2 separate regions of the Homo sapiens genome follow, and region 2 is linked to region 1. A link is an interaction called in ENCODE POLR2A ChIA-PET data of the cell type or tissue named here. Cell type or tissue: Panc1. All regions are shown on one strand. Each heading gives the region's core, and the rest is flanking DNA. Links, peaks and the distances in the headings are about the cores only. Region 1 holds the start of HOXD11 (homeobox D11). Region 2 has its middle 8.7 kb from the start of HAGLR.

What was found. Peaks named below come from ENCODE experiments on the same cell type or tissue, not always from the same donor. Only the 100,000 strongest peaks of a DNase experiment are listed, where the experiment ranks them.
Region 2: POLR2A ChIA-PET joins it to region 1 with 7 read pairs; 2 of 35 experiments call an interaction of 5 or more read pairs at or near these places.

What each region holds. Positions count from the first base shown.
Region 1 is chr2:176,102,408-176,107,779 of GRCh38, forward strand. HOXD11 (homeobox D11) reads left to right here and starts at 4,873. Exons shown (of 2, transcript NM_021192.3): 1 at 4,873-5,372. The coding sequence starts at 4,949. HOXD12 (homeobox D12) reads left to right here. Exons shown (of 2, transcript NM_021193.4): 2 at 1-82. RefSeq lists an enhancer at 1,743-2,729. In Panc1, for the core only: no CTCF peak of the experiment used is centred there; no DNase peak of the experiment used is centred there; H3K4me3 peaks cover 881 bases.
Region 2 is chr2:176,194,945-176,200,316 of GRCh38, forward strand. No RefSeq gene overlaps it. Among named protein-coding and RNA genes, the nearest start is that of HAGLR, 8.7 kb to the left of the region's middle. In Panc1, for the core only: no CTCF peak of the experiment used is centred there; a DNase peak (open chromatin) is centred at 4,247.

The DNA of each region.
Region 1 (5,372 bases), core at 149-5,148:
TGTCAAAAACAGTAGCTTGTATATATCAGACACAATATATACAAATGTTTTGAGTGAAAATAAATATCCAGGTCTGAGCCAAGCTGTCAAGGAGCTGAAGTCAATTTTTCAAAATGTTTTGGATTCCACCTTAATGTTTTTCAGGCCACCAAATTCGTTTTTCTTTTCTGGTTATTGTTTCACCGCGAGTGTTGACTGTTCGTTAAATGAGAAAATGGCTTCCGAGGCAGTCAGGAAATGGTGTGTAAAAGCCTACAAACCAAATATGTTTGGAATATCCAAAAGGGAAGGACCATGGCAGATCTGAGTGTGTCTCACACATTAAGGGGACTCTCAGCTTGTTGCAAGCTGGGACTTCCACACTTAGCCTAAATTCTCAAATTTTAAAGCTTGCTGGTATTCGGGGTCTGTAAAGATTTGAGGTTCTTCAGATGTCAAAACAAAACGTCTGTCTCCACCGAATTTTGGTCTGACTTCTCTGGAACCGGCTATGTCCTGCTAAATCCTTGATACCAGCAGGTTTACCAGGCGCCCAGCAGACTCCCTTGGGAAATGGGGCCTCAAAACTCCCTAGTCCATCTGAACCTCTAGCTTAGTCCAGGAAATTCAGGGCCTGCTTGCTACTCATTTTCTTGCAAAAACAAGCTCCTAGCTGGTGGAGGTGGAAACTAGCTTTTAGCTAGAGGAAGAATTAGCAAAACCACTAAATCACTAACACTGAATATTCAACATTTCAACTCCCTTTCCCAGAAGCAAATTTGGTGTATAATTGAAATTTTTAATTGTTCTTTAATTGTATACACACACACAACTATATATACCTATATGTATATATATTCAATAGGAGAGAAAGAAGCAAGAGCTGCCAAGGCCCTATGGCTCAAAAGGATTCTCCACCTGGCTGGGCACATAGAGGCGATGGTACCCAGAGCAGGATCTCCAAGTCTGAGTCTGCATTCAGAGGTTTGCCTCCTCAAAAACAACTGAACAAAGGCTGAAGCCGCACTGAGCGCTCGGAAGGCTGGGGAAAGGAGGAGGAAAGCATATGAACTCAGATCCAGGCCTTAAGACAGAAAACACGGAGGCCGTTTCTTTCCAAAATATATCATTAAATCATCGTGTTCTTTCCCTTTAGCCTGGGATGAGTGGGGGGAGGGGATATTCATGGAGATCACTCCTCAAAGAAAATTAAATTATTCTAAATATAAAAGCGTATCTCTTGGTTCAGCAGTCTTTTCCAAATCTATCCCGTTTGCTATTTCACACAAATACAAAGACTCTGGTGTCTCCTTCCATAGCCCGGGTTCCCGCAGAGATTTGGAACCACTAGGAAATTTGTTAAAAAAAAAAAAAAAAAAAAAAAGCCGAAGAGAAAGGACGCTAAAATCTGAGTGCTCAACATTCCCTTCAGAAAGACAAATGTGTCCTCTGAAATGCTGCAGTCCAAGCGGGCCTCTTGACCAAGAAAACAGTTTTAAAACGAGAAAAAAACAGCTTCATCTGGCATTCAATCAGTTGGGAACTCAGAGGGCGGCGGGGAAGGGGGGACGCTTTTAAGGCCTGGGGGTTCTCCCCCAGGGAGGCGGGCTGAGGAGGCTTCCGGGATGCCGGCGGGTGGAAGAGAAATCTGGAACCGTTGTAAATATTCATGTGGGGGGATGCCCCTTCACCCTTCACCCGCCTCTCCCAGCTGCATTCCCCCCTCAGTGATAGTGGGGGAGGGCAAGGCGACTGCCCCACTGTCCTTAGACAAAGGTGATCTCCCCATATTTTTGTTCTCCAGTCGCTTGACTTAAGAAGTCCATTCCGAAGGCTCTGTAGGGAAGGAACTGGCTCTGGGTGTTTTCCCTGCATTTCTCTTCTTTCGTTTCTTAAAAGAGCATAAATAATTAAAGTTTGGCAGGGAGGAAAAGCTTTCTTGCAGAACTGTAGTGGCAATAAATGAAATGACTCAGAATCCCTTCCCCAGTCAGCTTTTACGAGAGCTGCCAGACAGTGTCTGTTCACGTTCTCCAGATACCAGGGGCGCCCTGACAAAGTTAAGGTCAAGTTAGTGTCTTATCTTGGGTGACTCAAAATCACCGCATCGCGTCCTGGCGCTGTGCGGAAAGCTCTTTCTCGCGGAGCGGCTGGCTGCGCCCCGAAGGCCTGGTGCGCTCCCTGCGTTTCGGGTGGGGCCGCGCAGGCAAGGACAAGGCCACAGAGTCGGGGTCTTCACGGTAGGTTCTCGAGCGGGACGCGCGGGTCCGGAGGCTGCGGTTTTCCCTGGGTTTGGGGAATGGGGGTAGGAACTAGGAGGGAGCTGGGGCCAAAGAGCCAAGCGGGCTGGGACTGGAATGAAAGCGCTCTGGGTTGTGGAGTGGGTCGGGGGGCAAGGGTCCGCGCTAAGGAGCCGAAAGGGGCCGGCCGCCCCCTTCCCCTATGCACCGGCGCGCCACTGCAGATGGCTCACCCTCCCCCGCCAAATCGCTGCTCCCGCCGGAGCTGCCGTCGCCATGTCGTTGAACTTGAATGGTTCGTCCTCCCCTTTTCCCTCTTCGGCGGTCAGCAGGCTCCATACTGGGGGCGCCGGGCTGCCTGCACCCCACCCCGTGCCGCCAGTAGAGAGAAGGTGCGAGAATTTTGCGAATCCCCAGACACATAAAGACCCGGGTTGAAGTCCTCGCAGCTGCCCTGGGTCCTGAGCTACCGCAGGGCCAGTGTGCAGCGTCCAGGGAGCCATTTTAGGAGAGAGATCCAGGGGCGTCGACCACGAGCCCGAAAGGGAGAGGCTTGGGCCTGGGATGGAGATGGGGAGGCAGATAAGTGTGCTGGGGGTCTGGGTTGAGGAGAAGAATGTCAGCTGGAATCTGGGCGGGGGTGCCAGCTGCGGGGAGGGAGCACACAAGATGGGCAGTTCTAGTTGGGGGAGGCTCGATGCCCTCCAGTCGCCACAGACCTATTTGCGCAGTGTTGGGGGAGGGAAGAAGACATGGGAAGGGGCGGAGGAAGGAGAGAGGAAGGGAGAAAGGGAGGGAGGAGAAAAAGAGGAAGGGGGGGTACATCAGCCAGAAAATAGATATTAGCTCAGACCACCCGCCTTTTCTCTGTCTGTCCGCACGGTGGGCAGAGCGCACAGCACCGGCACTGCAGCAGCCCGGGCCAGGGAGGGAACCAGCATCACAGCCAGCGCCGCCTGCCCTGGGTATAGGACTGAGGCCCAGGCCCCAGCGCTGGGATTGCCTGGGCGGAGGAATCTTGGGGAAAGGGGCAGCCTCCTGCCCTCGGTTCTGGGATTTGGGTTTGGGAAGAGACGGTTTACCTTTGAAAAGCGTCTGCTCACTCGGAGGTGGGATCCCAGGCCTTGCCTGGACCCATGGGCTAGGAGAGGGTCGCGGCAGGCTGGGAGGAGAGTGAGGCCTTGGGGGAGTGGATGGGGTGCCCCACGAAGAGTCTGCCTCAGAGCCAGGTGACACAGAGGGGCTCCAGGAGGGAGTCAGGCTCCGCTGAGAGCCCTTAGAGAGACAACCTATCTTGGGGGAGGGGCTGAAGTGACCATGCAGACCCAAGGGTACCAGAAGAGCCTCGGGGAAACGCGGCGTGGATTCGCAGGCCTTGGCGGGGCTCCGAAGCAGTGAAGGGTCTAGGTATAAGGCGGACACCCAGGCTAGGCCTGAAAGCAGAGGGGTGAGGAGGACGAAGGTGCGAGTGTGTGGGGGTTGTCTCTTGTGGGGAGCCAGCGGGAAGCCAAGCACCCTAAGAGTAGGACTCCAGATCCTTTTGTTCACCAGACTCCCCAGATTCTAGGGAGGCTGGGGACCACGGGCTGAGCCCCCTCCTGGCTTCAGTGCTGAAGGAGAAGGCAGAGAGGCAACGGGGAGAGAGACAGAGACAGTGACACACAGCTTAGAGGAAAGGAGGGGAGAGGATGAGAGGACAGAGAGAGAGAGGAGAAGGGAGACAGGAAAGCAAGAGGAAGGAAGAAGGAAAGCGGAAAAGAAGAGGAAGGAGAGAAGTGAAGACAGGAGAGAGAAGGGAGAAGACTGAAGAGAAACGAGGCAAGGAGAAAGAGAGACAAGAACAGAGAGGGAAACCAGAGAGAAGGGAAGAGAGCCGGGTGGGCACGAAGGCCCCGGCCTGGGTGAGTGCCTAGGTGGTGAATGGCCTGGGTTTTTCCGAGGCCAGCACTCGCACCCTTGGGGTCAGAACCGGAAAGAGCCAAGTCACTCCACTCTGAACGCGCTGGGCAGAAAAATATGTAAATCAGGGCTCCCTGCGCCCTGGAGAGTGGCGAAATTACTCCCGCCCGGTGAACAAGAAGCAACAAGCTCCCAGGCGGGTGAGCTGCAGAGGGTGGCAGAGTCGCGGGGGAGGGAGCGGCTGCAGTAAGGGGGGTGGGGTTCGGAACCTCACACCCTCACACCTAGTTCCTAGCTTCTAGGGAGCCTGGAGCCGGGGCTTCCCCCCCTCTGCTCGCTGCTTCTCTCCCTTCCCCCTTCCTCCCCCTCTTCCCCCTCCTTCCTCCTCCCCGCCGGCCTCGGTCCGCGTACTTAAAGCGGCGCGGGAGGGCGGACGCGGGCGGGCGGCCCGTTCGGGCGGTGGCAGATGCGCCCAGCGGTGACAGCGGCCAGCGGCGCGCAGGTGACCGGCCTGAGGCGCAGCCTGGTCAGGGAGCGCCCGGGGAGAGCTGGCGGCAGAGGGCAGCCGATCCGCCCCCAGCGCGCGCGTCTCGGCGCCAGGAGCCGTCCCGGGGCGTGTTGGCGAGCGTTGATATAGATATAAGGACATTTCTCTTCATGGCGTCACGTGACATAATTACCACCAGAATCAATCAAGATGAATTGCACGTCAGCGCCCGGTGGGGATTTTTGCTTAGTTGATCCTGGCCCAAGCCTCTTGTGCAATCGATGGCTCAGGTTGGCTGCGCGGGGAGCGGCCAGAGGCTCGCTGGCGCGCACGCCGCGGAGTCATGAACGACTTTGACGAGTGCGGCCAGAGCGCAGCCAGCATGTACCTGCCGGGCTGCGCCTACTATGTGGCCCCGTCTGACTTCGCTAGCAAGCCTTCGTTCCTTTCCCAACCGTCGTCCTGCCAGATGACTTTCCCCTACTCTTCCAACCTGGCTCCGCACGTCCAGCCCGTGCGCGAAGTGGCCTTCCGCGACTACGGCCTGGAGCGCGCCAAGTGGCCGTACCGCGGCGGCGGCGGCGGCGGCAGCGCGGGGGGCGGCAGCAGCGGGGGCGGCCCCGGCGGGGGCGGCGGCGGCGCGGGGGGCTACGCTCCCTACTACGCGGCGGCGGCGGCGGCGGCTGCGGCGGCCGCGGCGGCCGAGGAGGCGGCCATGCAACGCGAGCTTCTCCCGCCCGCGGGCCGCCGGCCGGACGTGCTCTTCA
Region 2 (5,372 bases), core at 104-5,103, 92 kb after region 1:
TAGGCATGCGCTGTCACACCCAGTAAGAACATTATTCTTTTGCTTTTTTTTGAGATGGAGTCTCGCTCTGCCGCCTAGGCTGGAGTGTACTGGCGCAATCTCAGCTCACTGCAAGCTCTGCCTCCCGGGTTCATGCCATTCTCCTGCCTCAGCCTCCTGAGTAGCTGGGACTACAGGCACCCGCCACCATGCCTGGCTAATTTTTTGTATTTTTAGTAGAGACAGAGTTTCTACCTTGTTAGCCAGGATGGTCTCGATCTCCTGACCTCGTGATCTGCCCACCTCGGCCTCCCAAAGTGCTGGGATTATAGGTGTGAGCCACCGCCCCTGGCCAAGAACATTATTCTTAAGGGAGGAGACCTGGATTTCAGTACCAGTTGTATTTTCTGATTAAAAGGAAAAATAGCTTGCCTGGTCTTAGATTCTCCTATAAAACAAAGTGGGTTGGTCTGGATGATCATTACATTCCCTTATCACCTTAGCATTTCTTCACAATCCTTTACTGTGCTGGTTATTACTGAAGAGTATTTAGTAGTACTGTAGCTCTGTAAGATTAATGTCAATGAGAGGCTGGGATTGAAGTAATTTCTGAGACCTTTAAAAATTATCTGGCTTGGGCCAGGCCCGGTGGCTCACGCCTGTAATCCCAGCACTTTGGGAGGCCGAGGCGGGCAGATCACGAGGTCAGGAAATCGAGACCATCCTAGCTAACACGGTGAAACCCCGTCTCTACTAAAAATATAAAAACAAATTAGCCGGGAGTGGTGGCGGTTACCTGTAGTCCCAGCTACTTGGGAGGCTGAGGCAGGAGAATAGCGTGAACCCAGGAGGAGGAGCTTTCGGTGAGCCGAGATCGCGCCACTGCACTCCAGCCTGGGCGACAGAGCGAGACTCCGTCGCAAAAAAAAAAAAAAAAAAAAAAAAAAAAAAATTATCTGGCTTTAGAATCTGGGTGTATGTGCATATGTATATGTGAACTAGGTAATGTTCCTCATTTGTCTACCTGATGAACTAAAAGCTAACGATGGTGAGAGCCTCCAAAAAGACCACTTTCCTTTGAATAGATAAACTAGATCTTAACAAGAGATTTTTCAAATGGTGTCAGCACTTTCTATTTGGATTCTCAAACTCCTTGTCCTTAATTCCATACTTCAAAGTTGACAACTTTCAGAATAGAGAAGTCATATTGAGTCTTTTCTCTTCCTTTCAGATAAATGGGATTCTGAAGTGAATGCTCCGTTCTGTCGAAGAAAAGAAATATGGATAAACAAATCTCTCCTTCTTTCCATTAGTCAGCAAACTCTATTTCTCCTTCTCCATTGGCTTAGTCTTTATCATTTCTCATTCAGCAATGCAACTGATGCCTTATTGGTCTCCTTGCGTCCAGTCTTCTTCCCAGTCAATCCATTTGAAAGCCCTGCTTTCGTTGTATTGTTCCACTTTGAACTCTCAGTAGCTGCTGGTAGCAAGTAGAAGAAACTCAGATGTTTTTAGCTTGGGATTCAAGGCCCTCAACACCTGTATCCAGCCATCTTTTCCCTGATAATTTCCCACCATTGCCTGACACACAAACTTTACCCCCAGTTAGTGTGGACTGTTTATACTCCCTGCAAGAAACTTATGCTTTCCTGCCTCTGAACCTTTTCTCACATCATTCCTGTCTCATACGTCTACTTTCTCTCTGCCTATCCAAAGTCATCCTTTGTGGCACAGCTCAAACCTCACCACCTCTATAAAACCTTTTTTTTACATCATCCAAATTTAAAGCTGACTCCTCTGAGCTGCTGTAGTATTTATTGTTTGTATTACCTGCTTAAGCACTTAGAATCTCCTGCCATATTATGAGAGGTCTTTTTCTCTTTCTGCCTTTCTTCCCCTATCATTAGTTCCCCTTGCATGGGCATATGTATATTTCATCTATCATTGAGTATTTTATACATAATAGTGGTCCTATACCATTTGCTGAATGTTGAATGTGGATCAAAGCTTACAGTGCTACTCATCAAGTGCTTTCTACCAGGTGAGGAACACTCTGATAACTTACTTGCTAAGTATTCTCTATATTTCATCACTTATAATAGAACACAAGTGATTTTTGACTACACAGTAAAATACAAATAGGAGGCTAGAAAGCTGAAGGAGGGAGAGCTTATAGACTTTCCTCCTTATGCATCTGGTACATTCTTTTGATTAAATCCTTTGTATACCAATAAAGTGTGAATGTTATCTAAAACAATCCCTTTTATTATTTTTATTCTTTCTTTCTTTTTTTTTTTTTTTGTGAAATGGAGTCTTGCTCTGTTGCCCAGGCTGGAATGCAGTGGTGTGATCTTGGCTTACTGCAATCTCCGCCTCCCTGGTTCAAGAAATTCTCCTGCCTCAGCCTCCCGAGTAGCTGGGATTACAGGTGGCCACCACCATGCCCAGCTGATTTTTGAATTTTTAGTAGAGAGGGGGTTTCGCCATGTTGGTCAGGCTGGTCTCGAACTCCTGACCTCAGGTGATCCACCTGCCTCGGCCTCCCAAAGTGCTGGGATTACAGGCATGAGCCACTATGCCCAGCCAATCCCTTTTATTCTTACAGAATGTAATTTATAATGCATTTTGGTTGTTGTTTGAGGCTTTTTAATATATTGTATTTGTTACTTATTATAGTTGTTGGAGTACCTTATGGCAACAGAACTCCTGGAGAAAGATTGACGAAACCAAATGAGGTCTAGCAGAGGGTTTCTAGAGACAATTAAATGTAGTAGTTACCACAGTGAACCTTGGAAGCAGACAGGCTTGGGCACAAATCCCGGGACAGGTGACTCAGTGTCATTCAGCTTTACATTCCTCCCTTAAAAATGGGAATATTAATGTCTCTACTTCACTGACTTGTGAGGAAGAACAGAGATAATACATGTGGATCATTTAGAACAATGTCTAGTGTAACCTTTGCTAATTATTAAGACAGAATGGGTAATGAGCATTGTGATAGGCATTTGGATGGAAAGACAGGGACTGAAGGAGAGAAATACTTACATATATGACAAATATGTACTGAGTTTCCAGGTGCCATGCACAGACAATTACCAATTAGGATTAAAGAGATACTGGGAAGGGAAGAATCATTGCAGTGAATATGGCTGGAGAGAATAAGTAAAGTCTAGGGTTATTCAATACATTTAGCAAAATACTGGTGGTACATAATAACAGAGGAAAGGAAAATGGCAGCTAATGAATGCTTGATGACTGCAATGGCTGGGCACTCACTAAACTAAGCCCCAAGACCTTAGAAGAAGCCCGGGAGAAATAAAGGATGGAAGAGGTGTCAGGCCATTACCCACTGCTTCTAGTTTACTGGCTTATTCTGAGCACAGAAAACTTAAATCCATCACACTTTTGTTCAGTTTTTTTCTATCCAAAAGGACATGTGAATTCACATACATGGCACTTTAGAGGTCAGGTGCCATAAATTAGAATGCAATGATGATTTACATACATTTCCTACACTGTAGCACCTCCCCAGGGTTGAATTTATCATTCTTTAAAATAGAGAGGTTCAGGTTGTGTTCTGTGGACATCAAAGTGAGAAGAGGAGTGATCAACCACATTAACTCCTGTTGCTGCAGAAAGGAAAAATTCTTCCCTCTACCTACTCTGGCAGTGGGGAATTGTGAATTTTCTCAACTGTGCATAAAACTGTAACTATTTCCGGCCGGGCGCGGTGGCTCACGCCTGTAATCCCAGCACTTTGGGAGGCCGAGGCGGGTGGATCACGAGGTCAAGAGATAGAGACTATCCTGGCCAACATGATGAAACCCCGTTTCTACTAAAAATACAAAAAATTAGCTGGGCTTGGTGGCAGGCGCCTGTAGACCCAGCTACTCGGGAGGCTGAGGCAGGAGAAGGGCGTGAACCCGGGAGGCGGAGCTTGCAGTGAGCTGAGATCACGCCACTGCACTCCAGCCTGGGCGACAGAGTGAGACTCCGTCTCAAAAGCAAACAAACAAACAAAAAACGAAAACCAAACAAACAAAAAAACTCTATTGCCATTGTGGGTCTATAAAAACCTACCCTTAAACTGAAAAAAATAAATAAAAACTTGCTGCAAAAAGGACACGTTGTGGTCTAATTAATGGCTGAAGGACAGTTCTATATAAATAGAAATTATTTTTCCTGATTGCTTATGATCTAATTGTCAAAATAGTGTTAGTATTCAATTGCCTGTATGAGTAATTACTCTATCATATGTAAATGTTTACATCTCCTCTTACATCTGAAACTTGAGTCACATTTTGAATATGTGAAGTGTGTTAGCTTCATATAGGGGGAAAAAAACTACTCGCTTATGAAATAATTGTAGGTCGGGCACCGTGGCTCATGTGTGTAATCCCAGCACTTTGGGAGGCCGAGGCGGGCAGATCATCTGAGGTTGGGAGTTCAAGACCAGCCTGACCAAAATGGAGAAACCCCATCTCTACTAAAAATACAAAAATTAGCCGGGTGTGGTGATGCATGCCTGTAATCCCAGCTACTCAGGAGGCTGAGGCAGGAGAATCATTTGAATCTGGGAGGCGGAGGTTGCGGTGAGCTGAGTTCACGCCATTGCACTCCAGCCTGGGCAACAAGAGTGAAACTCCGTCTCAAAAAAAAAAAAAAAAATTGTAGAAAAGGTAGATTCTATGTGAATATATAAAATGAGCTCCAAATGATGAATTAAAACAACAATATTTCTTATTCAGACAAAAATAGCATACTATTTGTCCCTAAAAATCTTAAAAAGATTTAAAATTTAAACTTCCTTGGGTTAACCTGCCAAGAAAGTCCAATAAGCTTCTGTTTTGACTGCAAATAAAAGCACACATACAACCAGAATAATCTATTTTTCTAGCAGCATATGGTTCCTTTGGGAACTTCAGAAACAACTGTGTTTGTATGCTTCAGAATTGTCACATGGGGAAGCTATCTGAGAATTCTCAAGGCCTGTTTTTATTAAAGGTTTGTAATTTGGGGCTTGGCCCTTGATTTTAAAAAATTTACATATTTTAGAGGACAATGTTATCTCAATTGGTTCCATGTAAACACAAACAATTGCAGCTTAGATATTTTAGTACACCAATGAAATGAATGAACTTTGTTCTGAATGAACTAAGAGGAATAAAGGTATTGCTTTATACCTGTCCCTAATTCAACATGTGTCACAATGACAAAGGTAAGCTAGCTGCAATTCATATGTAAATAAAGACTAAAGGTTTCAGATGTTCTATTTCTGCCTCCTTCCAATTTTAGTTATAAAACATAATTATCATTTGGAACTCAAGATGAATAGATTTAGCTTAAAGCTTTCTCAATTAAGATTATGTAGTATTAGAATTGCTTGTTTATTT